Regions from separate parts of the Mus musculus genome. Here region 2 is linked to region 1. A link is a contact called in ENCODE Hi-C or POLR2A ChIA-PET data. All regions are on one chromosome and are shown on one strand. Each heading gives the region's core, a stretch centred on a gene start or an enhancer-like site at or near the end of the contact. The rest is flanking DNA. Distances are from core to core; before and after follow the strand shown. Region 1 has its middle 7.8 kb from the start of Gm39798. Region 2 has its middle 17 kb from the start of Gm46735.

Region 1 (6,782 bases), core at 1,038-3,537:
ACACACCACATATATACACATACTACACACACTACACATGCACACACACACACCGCACATATACACATACTACACACACTACACATGTACACACACACACCACACACACCACACACACCACACACACACATAAATAACAAACAAATCCTTGTTTATTATTATAGCCCTAGAACCTATCTCAGCACCTTGTACATAGTAAAGGTTCGATAGAAATCTATCACACAAGCAGACAGATGAGGACTGAACCAAAAAAAAAAAAAAAAAAAAAAGGCAGAGGGCAGGGGCAGGGCTTGAAGGGCCATTGGATCTGTGTCCTCTCCACCTCCCTATCCCTAGACAAGCTGGTGTTCCTGAGATGTGCTGCACAGCACACATACGATTTTGTAACCCAAAGGAAGGAGGTGAAATAGCTTTGGGATGACTCCACTGATAACCTGTTGAGGTGATCATGTGGCCTGGGGGATGATGTAAAATATGTTACTAACCTTGCATTATCTGACTCTGTATTCTTTTTTTAACTTTTGTTTTGTTTTGTTTTGTTTTGTTTTGTTTGAGACAGGGTTTTTCTGTGTAACCCTGGCTGGCCTGGAACTCACTCTGTAGACCAGGCTGGCCTCGAACTCAGAAATCCACCTGTCTCTGTCTTCCAAGTGCTGGGATTAAAAATGTGTGCCAACACTGCCCTGCTGTTCTCTCTCTCTCTCCTTCTCTCTCTCTCTCTCTCTCTCTCTCTCTCTAGTGCTGTTTACAGGGAAAACCGTATTAATGCTACAGCAATGAACTACATCCTTAGCCCTTCCTATTTCTTCCTAGAATATGTAAGCAACACACTGCTTGCCCTTGAGGCCTGTTCTATGTTCTTTTTTTTTAAGATTTATTTATTTATTTTATGTATATGAATACACTGTAGCTGTACAGATGTTTGGGAGCCATCATGTGGTTGCTGGGAATTGAACTCAGGACCTTTGCCCTGCTCTCTCCAGCCCAAAGATATATTTATTATTATACGTAAGTACACTGTAGCTGACTTCAGATGCACCAGAAAGGGTATTAGATCTCATTATGGATGGTTGTGAGCCACCATGTGGTTGTTGGTATTTGAACTCAGGACCTTCGGAAGAGCAGTCAGTGCTCTTATCCACTGAGCCAGCCCCCCCTGTTCTGTATTCTATTGGAAGACGCTACAGACCTCTGCTGCAGAAGGGTCAGGGAAAGTCCCAGATGTTCACTTAAAGTCGTCCTTTGTGTCTCTCCCAATGCACTCAGGCCCAGTAATAAATAAGCCATGCTCTCTGCCTCAGTTGCCCTCTCCAGCCCTCCACTTCTGTCTTGCAAGGACATTTGACCTCTCCTCTGAGTGGGTCCAAGACCATCAGCTCAGTAGTCCTTGGAGACCTCGGGTACCCATCTCCCATCTGAATGAGGCCTCCACCTTAGTCCAGCCAATCATTTTCTGTGCATTACACTTCGCTGCATCTCTTCTCTTCTCTCTTTCATTCACTACCTTCCCCCAGGTGCCATTCATTCGCCCAGGAAATATCTAGTAGGCACTGACATCCAGGTGTCTTCTTGGAGCTTAGTAAGTGTCTTCTGAAAGAAGACATCGACTCTGATCTTCTGAGCTAACATCCTAAAAGAGAAGAGACAAGACACTAGCAAACGCAGCAGCAAATGACCTGTGTTAGAAGGGGAAACACTAATAGGAACAAGGCTGAACCAGGCTGAAGACCACCATTTACACTGGTCCCCTGCCTTCAGGCTTGCCTGACTTATCCTTTGTGGGCAGCTGGAGGGATCTCATGTTTAGCCAGGCCACCTCCCTGATTCAAAGCCCTCCTTGGATCTCCAGTAACTCTAGGTTCAGGGCCAAGTTCTTTAGCTGGGCATGCAAAACCAGATTCTGGCATGCGCGCGCGCGCGCGCGCGCACACACACACACACACACACACACACACACACACACACACACACGTTCAGCACTTCCCTGGCCTGTTCTCTAGCGCCACCCTGCGTTCGCTTGTTCTCATCTTAACGGGTTCGTTGTGTGGTTCGGGGATCTTTGCGCTCAGATTCGTGTGTCCCCAAAACTGCGCCCCAGCTGTACACCTGCAGCCACTGTGGCTCACAAATCCGTGTGCCTACTCTGTGAGCAGGCAAGCCACGTTTCCACGAGTCTTTCCCTTTTGGAGAGTCCTAGTGGACCTCAGGGGCTGTCCAGGTATATCTGACTTCCCAGAGCCTCAGCGGGAACTGGCTCTGTGATTCAGGAAGTCGCCATGGCAACCGTCGGGCCCTCGTGCCATCTCCTGCAATCAGCGCTGGGACCTGGACACCCGCTGAGCTTCCTGGAGATTTCGTTCCCCACGGTGGGGAGTCTGGAGGGGGATGCGGGGGGAATATGAGAAGCCTTTTAGCTCTCCCCCTCCTTCACTGCCTGATCCTCCTCTCCTCACTCCTCATTGCAGGGCTGGGACTTGAGAGAAAACTGCTCTGGACTTTTAAGTAGCGACAGAAGTTCTAGTTCCCCATAAGTCACCTACACCTTGTGAGGCCTTGCAAAGAGATGATCCCTTCCTCTACACCTTCATCCTCTCACCCCCGCGATGCTTCCTTGCTGGTTCTTTGTAGAGTCTCATGACATTCTGTGTATCACATTCTCAGTTAATATTCTGTGGAATGAAATGTATAGAACAAACTCTTGCCTTCATAGGGCTTCATGGTTTTCCTACCTTGTTTACAGTATCGGTCTGTTAGAAGAAGAATTTAGAGTCAGAGAGATAGAGGAAAAGACCAAGGCCACTAGTCCTGCATGAACAGAGAGGTGCTAACAGGGCCATCATGAGAAAGGTTGCCTATGAGGGACAACATGTGCTACCAGCCAACAAGTGACCCAGCCTCCCTTCTACTTCCTGAATCTCTGGTTTTAGGTTAGATCAAGAGAGTTGGGGCGGGGTCTCATATCTCAGGATGGTCAGTGGGAAGACCCCCAAGTCAGAAGCCTGCCTTGTCCTAGGGAAGATGACACCTGGGCCATATCTGGTGCTCTAGACCAGAGGAGCCTGACCTAGCCAAGCTCTCAGTGGCTGTAGATCTGGGCAATGGGGACCTGCAAGTGTGACAAGTGCCAGGCCCAGACCTCTGCATCTGTGTGATGAATCCTGCTTCATGTCTGTTCTATAAACAACAATCCTTGGATTTCTGAATCAGGACTTTTTGGTGTCTGGTTCTCCATCTTTACCCCCAGTTCTGGCCCAGGTCTGGAAAAAAAGAAACTACATGCCACTATGTTTCTTGTGTCTCAGTTAATCCCCACAGCTCTGCCAAGTAGCTTTTACAGCCTATATTTCATGGGAAAGGAAACAAAAATTCAGAGAGGTAAAGTGATTTTACTCAAGGTTGCATAAGCTAGTAAGAGACAGAGACTGGATTTGAACCCAGGGCCACAGCTCTCAGAGAAAAGGGGATCGATGGAGCTTTGTGGGTGCTTCTAGGGCAGGAAAGCCTGGTTGTCAAGACTGGAAGAGTTTGAAACTGGTTGGCAGAGAGACGAGAGTGCAGTGCAGACACAGGGTGGGGGCTGCATGACCTGGCCAAGTGGAGGGTCAAGCTGCCTTGGCCCGGCTCCCATCTCCAGCCTCAGGGCCAGCTTGTGAGGTGGAGCTGAAACATTCAGGCAGTTTCCTTTCCTTTGTTGGGAGTGATGTCGCCCATTTCCTGGATGTCCAAGAACCCTGCTTCAAACAATAGTGCTGTCAGGAAGCCAGGAAGGGGCTGCTGCTCTGTACTTGGTTCTGCCCCATCCCTCCCCACCTCCTGAGACCTAGCCAGGCCATCCTTTATGCTTATCTCTTAGAGTCTGATGTCCCACTCTGCCACCACTGGGCTGCATTCCTGTGAATGGGGTGCCTTACTTCTTTGGGCCTCAGCTTTCAATCTGAAGATCGGGGGACACATTCTCACCCAGCAGAACTAGTGTGGCCTTCAGAGAACAGACACAGGATAGCAAGAGCAGCTAACACCCTAGACACAGGTAACAGATGCTCTGGAAGTTTGCCTTTTTGTAGTCATCCAGAAAATTCCAGTTACTTTAAATGATGGGATTGTCAACTCATTTTTCAAGGCTATTGATCGTATCTATGTGATCAGCTATGTGTGCTATATTTTAAGACTGAATCAGACTTATTGCTTAAGGACCAAACAAAATTGATGGTTAATTTTGTTGACTCAATACAACCCAGAGTCTCCTGGAGGAAAAGTCTTCGTGAGGTTTGTCTACACTAGGTTTGCCTATAAGTAACTTGTGCCACTATGGGCAGCAGCATCCCCTAAACCATGTAAGAGTGGAGAAACTGAGCTGAGTCCATCGAGCAAGCATGCATGCAGACATTTCTCTCTGCTTTTGACTGTGGGTGTCATGCAAGCTCCTGCCACTGTGCCACCACGGCTATGCTAGACTGTCATGTGGAATCATAACCTGAAATAGAGCCTTTCCTAAATTGTTTCTGTCATGGTGTTCCAACTGCAACAGAAATGAAAGCAGAACAGGTGAGACCTGGCACTGATGATAGCATGTAACCTGGGACAATGATGTGATTCGTTAGAGCTTCAGTGTGTCTACCTATAAAATACGGCAGTAACAATATTATGTTAGGTGTTCCTGTGAGAAATAAATAGACAATGTGGGTAAGTGACACAGCTCAGTATGTGTAAGCCACACGGCTCAGTGCCTGGCCAAAAGGTAGGTACCCAGCAAATGGCAGCAATCATGAACATCACCAAAACTTTGTTATTATTTTTTCCACAGTGTCTCCACAATCCCCCTCTCCGGTCTTTGCTCCCAGGGTTTCCCTTCGTCCAAGCCTTCCCTGTCTGTCACCATGCATTCGGCTTAACCACTGTAAAACAATGGGAATGTATTGGCCTCTCTGGGCCCTCGCTGCTGTTTCAAGAGCTAGTCCAGTTCTCCTGGCATTGAACTTGCAGTGAGTCGGAGCCTACACCCATCAATTGACAGTGTCTGTGTCCCCAGTTCCACAACAGATTGGAATCCCCCCCAGAAGAAGGGGAGCTACACAAGTGGTTCAAGCTGTCTCCAGGCTTGGGAGCTGGGTGGGTGCTTTTGTCAAGAAACATGGCGTTTTCATTAAGGCCATTGTCTGCCAATTAGCCCAGCACTGACTCACAGGGAGCACAACATTGGGGGCCCGCTGTTCAGGCGGCCTGTGGCTGCAGCATCGTGTTCTATGAGCCCCGTGTCCTGTCCCCGGGAGAGTCTTCCCTCTGCTGCTCTGCTAGGTGGTTTCTTCACCCTGTTGTGGGGTGCACCTGTCACCTCAGTGAGGGTGCATTTGTACACGTGTGCTTGAAACCAGGTGGTGTACCATGGCCATGTTATTGAATTAACAGAACCACCCAGAAAGAAAGCACCATTGTCATGCTGTTCTGCAGGGGAGACAACAAAACCTCCAAAAAATCTTTCTCAAGGCTCTGAGGACACAAAACCATCTCATTAGTCACCAGAAGAACTGCCATTTGGACAGTGTTTTCTAAATAAACTCAGAGTTGCACAGCCTTGGGTGAGCCATATCCCTCTCTATTTGCCCCCTGCCCACCCTGTCCTTCCTCATCCCTGCTCCATCAACTCCCATGAAGTCAGAGGTAAAATATACACAGCCCCTGACAGAAGAAACTCAAGCGAAGAAAGGGAGGCAAACAGCACAGATAATCACCATGTAATTAATACAGATAAGAGCTACATGCCAGAGGTATCTCCCATGTCAATACAGAGTCACTCCAGAGCTTTTTTGGATGTGCAGGATTGCGTTGGGCAGAACCACCACAAGCCAGTTGTTCTGCTGCTGGGGGAGAGTGGGGGTTGGTGCTTAGTTGCTTCCCCTCTCTATTTCCTACAAACACTATTTCATTGAAACCCTTATAGTACATCAGCGTTTCTGTAGAGTCACTTTACAGGTGTGGAATTATATGCCTGCTTTGTTATTTTGATAGATCCACCTTCTGGATACAGTGCATTGATATATCATTTATGACTGCCATATCAGGGTCAATACATGATATTATCAGTGTGGTGGTTTGAATAGGTATGGCTCCAAGAGACTCATGCATTTGAATGCCTTGCCATAAGGGGTGGCACTGTCAGGAGGTGTGGCCTTGTTGGAGGAAGTGTGTCACTGTGAAAGTGGGCTTTAAGGCCATATATATGCTCAAGCTTCACCCAGTGTGATATATAGTCTCTCCTCGCTACGTGTAGAGCTCTCATCTTCTCTAGCACCATGTCTGCCTGTATGTCACCATGCTTCCTGCCATGATGATAATGGACTAAACCTCTGAAAAGCTAAGCCAGCCCCAATTAAATGTTGTCCTTTATAAGAGTTGCCTTGGTCATGGTGTCTGTTCGCAGCAGTAAAACCCTAAGACCATCAGGTTCTTATACTTTTGCTGAACAAATAAAATGGACCATGTGGCTTTAATGCCATCATTCTGATCACTGGTTAGACATCTCGCATGCTCATTGGTTAAACAGTCTCTTCTGCAAACTTCTTGCCCGTAGCCTTTCTGGATGTCTCTATATCACATTTTTTGATGGCACACATCTTTGATGGCACACCTGATTTTCTGGCTCCTTATGCCTGGACCTCCTTTAGCTTTCCTACCTGCCGTACCCCCCTCCTGTATGACAGTCATCCTGACCCGCAGAGTGTCAGCCCCCAGGTTCACCGTGCAGAACCCAAGGGGCCAAAGGATCTCGCTGATTCGGCTTGGCT
Region 2 (7,883 bases), core at 4,257-6,756, 190 kb after region 1:
CATGGCTGTGATTCCCAGCACCTGGGAGGTGCAGGAGGAAGATCAGAGGTCCAAGGTCGTTCTTGGCTACACAATGAGTTCAAAGTCAGTCTGTGCTACAATCAGCCAGCCCGTCAGTGAACCAAAGAGAGCCCTTGCTTATACTCTCTGGGGCCTGGCCACCTTTCATGGGTAAGTTCACTCGTATCTTCCACAAAGCATGAACACGTATGTATATCAGGTAATGAGAGAAACTATCCAAACAGCTTTTTTTCTTTGAGTCAGTTTCAACATCGGATACCTGAAGCTCACAAAGCTTCAGGATCTCGACACTGTGGAGAAGATGGGATTGTGTGTGTGAGTGTGACTGTGTGTGTGAGTGTGTGTGAGTGTGTGTGAGTTATATGACTGTGTGTGTGAGTGTGTGTGTGACTGTGTGTGCATGTGTGTGAGTATATGACTGTGTGTGTGAGTGTGTGTGTGAGTGTATGACTGTGTGTGTGAGTGTGTGTGTGACTGTGTGTGTGAGTGTGTGTGACTGTGTGTGCATGTGTGTGAGTGTATGACTGTGTGTGTGAGTGTGTGTGTGAGTGTGTGACTGTGTATGTGAGTGTGTGTGACTGTGTGTGTGACTGTGTGTGACTGTGTGAGTGTATGACTGTGTGTGTGAGTGTGTGTGTGTGAGTGTGTGACTGTGTGTGAATGTGTGTGAGACTGTGTGTGTGAGTGTATGACTGTGTGTGTGTGTGACTGTGTATGTGTGTGTGTGAGTGTGAGTGTGTGAGTGTGTGAGTGTGTGTGTGTATGCATGTGTGTGAGTGTGTGACTGTGTGTGTGAGTGTGTGTGAGTGAGTGTGTGACTGTGTGTGTAAGACTGTGTGTGAGTGTGTGATTGTGTGTGTATGTGTGAGTGTGTGTGTATGAGTGTGTGTGTCTGTGTGTGAGTGTGTGTGTGAGTGTGTGATTGTGGGCCTGCACTGCTGGCCTCACGGGGCTGGTGTGAGGGAAAGTTGAGCCACTATGTATGAGACACTTGGACCCATGCCTGGCGCAAAATGAGTGAGACTCTCCCATGGCTCCCATGTCTTCTGGATAAAGTGGTGTTAATTTGGCCTGGGCCCCTGTCTCAGGTCTCATGTTGTCCTCCTCACCCCAAGTTCTATCTTTACTCTCACCTTATTATTCTTCCTCTTTTCAGTTCCTTCCACACACCGGGTCTTTTTTCTTCAGACTGTCACATTGTTTGGGACTTCCATCTGGAGTGGGGCTCCCCTCCCCGCTCTATCCCCTCATCTCCCTCCACACTAACTCTACATGACCCTGGAGGTTGACTGGCTTTACACAAACGCACAGCAAGGGCTGTGAAAATCCACAGGTTTCCCCTCCAGATGGATCTCCCAGAGGGCAGCGGCCCTGTGCGCAGCCTTTTCTGGCACACAGCTGGTGTGTAATGAATGGATTCCCTCGTCCAGCAAAATGTTTCAACTCAGGAACTGAATATGTGTTTGTTGAATGAATAAATGAAACACAGCTTTGGAGGGAAGAGTCCCCATAGGGACCCCCTATGTACCCAAGAGAAGATTCTTGAAATGTTTTTCTTTCCTTCCCCAAACTTGAGCATTTTATAAAGAGGCCCAGGTCAGTGTAGAGCCTCCAGGACCGTAGGCCTCAGTGAGGTGACGTCAGTATGTCAGGCAGAATCCACTTGTTCAGGTTTGGTTGAGGCCTCTGGGACCTGGGGGGGGGGCAGAAGTGGGGCAAAAGAGGCCTCAGGGCTCTGGAGCAATTGCTATAAAGTAAACTCCATAATCAGGTAAATGCAGGCATGCAGGGGATGGTTACCGCGCAGCTGTGGGCGTCCTCTGGCCAGCCAGAGGGGACCTGTCTAATCTCAGGGTAATGAAAACGTGGGTCTAATTACGACGACAGCAGGCTAGGGCTGGGCTGAGACTGGAGCTGGGGAGCCTGTCCTGGCAGCGGAATTAGAACATTTAAACTGTCAGGCCGCATCTGCGAGAGGCCTGATTACCTGGCCTGAGAGGAGGCTGCTTCGGCTTTATGTCGACTATAATTTCCTGGTCATCAACTGTGAAGCCAGTGGCCACCTCCTTTCTCCTGCAGTGGGTGTCCAGGTCCTGCTTTAATGACCCCCATTTCTATGCCAGACCCACCCAGAAGAACTGGCTTGGGTATCAATAGGGACATGGAAATGGGCGACGTGTGATATCTGACCTTGGGTTGTGTTAAAGAATGTGTACACTGGCAGGATACAGATGCCACAATGCAGGAGATGTGTATGGCATTTGTGGTGTGCACACTGCATGTGGGATGCATGGAGGGCAGGTGTGAAGATAGCTGTAAATGAGAGAGAAGTCTTGTGTGTGGGCAGTATGTGGCTGATCTGTCTTCTTGGCACATGGGAGGGTCATATACTTATGCTGCATATTCATCTTGTTGAGATACCAGATATGGGTACATATGTGGGCTGTGTGTACACAGGTTGTATATGGTATGTGTTCTCAGTATGTGCTGGTTTTTAAGTGTTATGGATCAAGTCCCTCAGTTCCAGTGCGGTACCTGGAGATGCAAGGTATTGGTTATATAGCTGGTGAGTGAGCTGTATCTTTAGATAGACACCAGAGAGCGGTGTGGTGCATGTTTCAAAACTATAAGCATAGACTGCCTGGAGAGTGTCTGTGTGTGAGAGTATATGTATGTGTAAGTGTGTGTGTATGTGAGTGTGAGTATATGTGTGAGAGACAGTGTGAGTGTGTTTGTATGTTGTGAGAGAGTGTATATGTAAGTGTATGTGTGTGTGAGTGTGAGTATGTATGTGTGAGTGTGTGTGTGTTCATGTGTGACTGTGTATGTGAGTGTGTTCATGTGTGACTGTGTGTGAGAGAGTGTGTAGGAGTATGTGTGTGAGCATGTATAAGTGTGTGAGAGTATGTGTGTATGAGTGTGTACATATGAGAGAGAGTGTGAGTTTATGAGAGAGTGTGTGTGAGACTGTGTGAGAGTATTTATGTGAGAGTATGAGTATGTGTGTGTGAGAATGTGAGTATGTGTGTGTGAGAATGTGTTCATGTGTGTGGCTGTGTTTGTGAGAGTGTGTGAGGGACTATGTGTGTGAGTGTGTATAATTGGGTGAGGGAGTATATGTGTTTGTGTGTGTGTACCCATGTATGTATGAGAGAGTGTATTCACATTTGTGACTGTGTTTATGAGAGTGTGAATGTGTGAGGGAGTATGTGTGTGGGTGTGTGAGTATGTGTGACTATGTGTGTATGAGAGTGTGTGTGTGTGTGTGTGTGTGTGTGTGTGTGTGTGCGTGCGCGCGTGTGCATGCACAAAAAAGAGAAAGAGAGCTCTCATTCTGGGGTCATGAGCTGTGGACCAGGACCATGGAGTACTTCAGAACCTTAAACTATGGTGATGCAGATTTGGGATCAAGACCTACCTCCTCCACTGACAGGTTGTGTGGGCGTGAATGTGTTTGTCACTGTCATTGTTTCTGGCTAAAACACTTGATAGAAGTAACTACAAACTCTATAGAAGAAGGGTTGGGGCCAGAGAGGTGGCTCAAAGGGTAAAAGTGCTGGTTGCTAAGACCTAGAATCAGGGTATGATCCCTGGAACCAGCGTGATAGATAGGATAGCTGGCCTCTGATCTCCATACACATGTAGCATGCACCCCCCCATACACTCACACACCTAGATAAATACATGTGAAAATACCCATTTCCTTTATTATGTTTGTTATTTTATATTATCTCATCTCACAATCTGCAGGTACAGTCAACGACAGTGGCAAGGCATGTCAGCAAGGCATGGCAGTATGTCAGCAAGGCATGGCAGCTGCTCACATGGCCCCCACAGTCAGGAAGCAGAGAGCAATGCTGCTCCATCCCCATCTCTTCTTCGTACAACCCTTCCCTAGCCATGGGATGCTGCTGCCTACATTTAATCCCACCTCGGTTAACCCAGTCTGCGAGCTCCTTCACAGACATGCCCAGATTTGTCTCCATGGCGATTCCAAGCTGACAGTCAACGTTTACCACCACGGTAGGGATATCACCCACCTCTCCCAGCCTCTCACTTGCTGAAGAGGTAGAGTCTGGCATTGTGCTGTGTGCTTATGACATTTGATGGGGAAACAGACACCCTCAGCAGGCTAGGTAACAGTGGAGCAGGATTCAGATTCAAACCCAGGCAGTGTGACTGCAGTGTGGTGTGACAGTGCCCTGCTAGGCTGACAAGGAGCACCTATAGCACAGGTTACCTCCTAACTACTAACTGACATAATCCACACACAGCCAGAACCCACATGATATGTGCACATGCGGTGTATCGAAGCTCCAACAATGTGTGAAAAATAGGCAGGAAGTTCGTTCGTCTGAGCTCCACACAGACGTGAGTGTGGATGGTGTGTGTCAATTTTCAAAGGGCTTATGATCCACACATGCCTATACATTTCACGTGAAGATCACAACACAAGACATGTGTGAATCCATGTGTTAAGAGTGTCCTGAGATGTCTGATATGGATGCATGACTTCTGAAATTAGGGATCACATAGTTGAGATCTATGACATAGATGAACCTACACAGAATAATGACAGTCACTCAAGGAGCAGGGCACGGGCTGGCTTGTGTACAGTACAGACACAGTGGACACACGTTTTGTACATGTATAGTGCTTAGATGTATGTGGCTGTGTGGGTGCATGCATATAAACAATGGTGCAGTGTCTGGATTGGTTGGTGTGCTGTATCTGCTCTTGAGAGTCACCTGTTTATTAGTGATGCATGCTCTGTGCATTGTTGCTAAATGTCGCCTTAAAGCTAAATTATTAATAACGACTTTATTCAGAGCAGCCCTGTCTCCATGCCAGTCTCCTCCTTACTGCGCTCTATAAAGTATAATGTAACTTTAATGTAAGACATCATTCATTTTGAGTGTATTATGTATGTTTTTGTGGTGTAGTGGTGTGTGCCCACGCAGTCATTCAGAGACCATAGAACACTTCAGTGAATGCCTATGATCCACCTGCCTCTGTTCTCACACGCAAGTTGCAGAGGCACAGGCACCTGGATGGCTTTTTATGTAGATGCTGGGGATTCGAACTAAGGTCCTCTTGCTTGCACCGTGATTGACAAGCCCATGGCTGGCTTTCTTTCTCTCTAGGTTGCTAGATCAGGTGCCCCAGTTCCCAGTGTCTAGCCAAGGGCTTGGGTTGCTGCAGAGGCCCAAGCTTGTGTTCGCTGAAGCAGCATGGCTGAAGCTCGGGTGCTGTGCAAAAACAGAGCGCTGCTTCCGAAGAGTAGGGCCAGTGCCTGGCACTGCGGGTGCGGGTGCGGGTGCGGGTGCGGGTGCGGGTGCGGGTGCGGGTGCGGGTGCGGGTGCGGGTGCGCTGAGCATCTCGGCAGGGCCTCCCAGAGCACTGCTGCGCGCTGCCTAGCGGGCCGCGGAGGATCCCCCCTGCGGTCTCCCGGGGCGCGACCTCCTGTACCTGCACGGGGGACCCGTTTCCCGGCGGCCGCCGGGCGGCAGGAAGCCGGGCATTGTTCCCTGGCAGAGGCCGGAGGGGAGTTCCCGGTTCGCGCGCACTGGGGAGAAGAGAGCAGCGCCCGCCTGCAACACGCGCTCCGCTGACCCCTGGCATCCGCTCAGCCCTGAAGCTCGCTCATGGATCTAGGTTCGAATCCCTGTTTGCAGTCTTCCTTAATTTCCCCTGAGCCCAGCTCGGGGTCAGACCCAAGATGCCCTTAACTCCCTCCAGCATGCTCACTCCTCAGCCCACCCTCGAAGTGGAGTTTTACTAGCTAAAGAGAAACTAGTAACAGGGCTCTAGTGAGGTCTCTTGCTGCAAAAGGGGCTTCCTACATTAGATCCTGAAGGACCCTCTCCTGGGCAGATTTTTACCCACCAGCACTGTGATGGATGGGGAAACTGAGGCCTGGGAGAAGATGATATTGCCTTAAGGTTGCCAGTCACAAAGTCTTGCTAGCTCAGAAGTTTGGCAATCCCAGGGGCCTTCTCTCTTGTGTGCCTAAGACCTTTGTGGCTGAGTGTTGTAGTAGATTCGATTAACACTAGTCTAGGTATTAGTGAGGGTGGTAATTAATTAATAATTATTTAATTATTGATTAATAAATTCATAACTAATTAACTATGAGGGTGAACCAGCTGCACACTGTTACCGAATTCCCAAGAATCAGAGGCCCAGGGATGTCCAGTAAATGGCTGAGGTCACACAGCAAAATGGTTGTGAAGTAAGATGACCTCCACGCACAGTTGGACCTGGACCTCTCTTTGGCGATTCTGTCTCCCGCCTACTGACATGTTGGGGACCTATCCTGAAGTGCCTTGGTTGGCTGGGCCTAGAGATTCTGATCATGGAGGAACCGGCTCCTCTCCACCCCTGCCCCCCACCCGGGAACCCTACACCGAGGGTAATTGAGATCAGATGCGGCAGTGACCCGAAAAATGCTCCCGGGAACCTGGAAGCATTTATTGTCTGCAAGGGAATCCAGGGCTCTCTCCCTGCTACCCTCCCTCCCTCTTCCCTCTCTCCCTCCCTGCCTCCTCCCCAGGCAGAGCCTTGGGTACTGCCTGAGGTTAGAGCTGGGCCTTGATGAATAGGGCTGCTGAAAGCGAAGTCCAGGCTTCCTCCTTCCTGGGGATATGGTTACAGGGGGCCAGACTTCCTGCCCCTCTGGCATCCTCTCCTTCCAGAGTGGATCTGCTGGCTTTCAGGGTAGGAGCTGAGCAGCTGGCCCAGGTTCAGACAGACTGGAGCTCAAATGTCACCTCCTCAGGGAGGCCCTCCTTGACCACCCCATAGGAACCAGCCCACCTACAGGCAGTCCTTCCTTCTGCTTAGATGGCTAGCAGTTATTTCTTCTGTTTACCTTGCACTCCAGGTAGCTGAGGGAGAGCAAAGGCTTTGCTTTGCTCATGACCATGGATTATAGTTTCTATGCCCACACATATATGCTCAGTGAATACCAACTGGATGCAGCCCTGATACGGGAATGGCTCTCATTGACCTCTGACAGTGGGATGTGACCTTGAACCTTTGCCTCTGACCTCCAGATCCCACATCATGACAACTTCATCCTCCTTTGGTTTCAGGCTCCTGTTTCTGCGGCTTCCTGTTCTACCTGTGTTCTACTGTCTCTGGCCCTGACTTGGGAGCTCCAGGCTGATCTCTGACCTCAGGTTCTGATTGTTGTCTGCCTTGGCTTTCCATTCGACCGACCGACTGTGTGACTCTGGCCAAACCTCTTGCCTTTCCTGAGCCAGCAGGATTCTTCTTCAAACAAGAGCCAACCTGAGAAGCCCAGGATGGATTTGTGACTAGCAAAGGTGGAAGGTGGCAAGGAAGGGGCTGATGCTTGAGTCCCCTGTCCCCTGGTGGTGGCCCTGGACAGTCCTGCAGATCCCTAGTTTTGAAGAACATAGTTTGAAAACCCACTTTCTTGATTTTTTTCCAAAATATTTTTTTCCTCCACGTGTGTGTGTGTGTGATTTTTTTCCTCCACGTGTGTGTGTGTGTGTGTGTGTGTGTGTGTAGAGGACAATTTGCAGGAGTAGCCTTCTGCTGCTCTATGGAGTCTGGGGATTGGACTCGGATTGTCAGGCTTGGTGGCAAGCACCTTTGCCCGCTGATTCATCTTGCTGGCCCCTTCTGTCTTTTTGTGCCTCTGCGGTGCCTTTTCTGAGGGACTGGCAGCAGCATGTCATTTCCTCCTGTCACCAAAGTGAACGGACTCCAGTGTGTGCTGGCCGTAGTGCTAATCATTGCCTCTGTAAGCAGCCTGGCACGGTCACAGGGGTATGGCAGGGCGAGCTGATGAAGCGTTGTCCCTGGGTGCACATTGTCTGGAATTCAGCCCCACC

What was found. Hi-C counts contacts between places; a loop is a spot of excess contacts on that map. ChIA-PET counts read pairs that join two places held with the same protein, here RNA polymerase II (POLR2A).
Region 2: a loop to region 1 is called in a map of ES-E14, with 2.7 times the contacts of the local background. The contact joins two enhancer-like sites. A Hi-C loop is called at or near these places in 3 of 37 maps with a recorded cell type or tissue (ES-E14, gastrocnemius and mouse trophoblast stem cell). POLR2A ChIA-PET finds 5 or more read pairs at or near these places in 1 of 5 experiments (Patski).

Annotation. Positions count from the first base shown.
Region 1 is chr2:36,019,802-36,026,583 of GRCm38, forward strand. No RefSeq gene overlaps it. Among named protein-coding and RNA genes, the nearest start is that of Gm39798, 7.8 kb to the right of the region's middle. Within about 2 kb of position 2,288, at least 1 of the 3 ENCODE cell types and tissues checked has a DNase peak (open chromatin) inside an H3K27ac peak, as active enhancers do.
Region 2 is chr2:36,205,410-36,213,292 of GRCm38, forward strand. No RefSeq gene overlaps it. Among named protein-coding and RNA genes, the nearest start is that of Gm46735, 17 kb to the left of the region's middle. Within about 2 kb of position 5,507, at least 1 of the 3 ENCODE cell types and tissues checked has a DNase peak (open chromatin) inside an H3K27ac peak, as active enhancers do.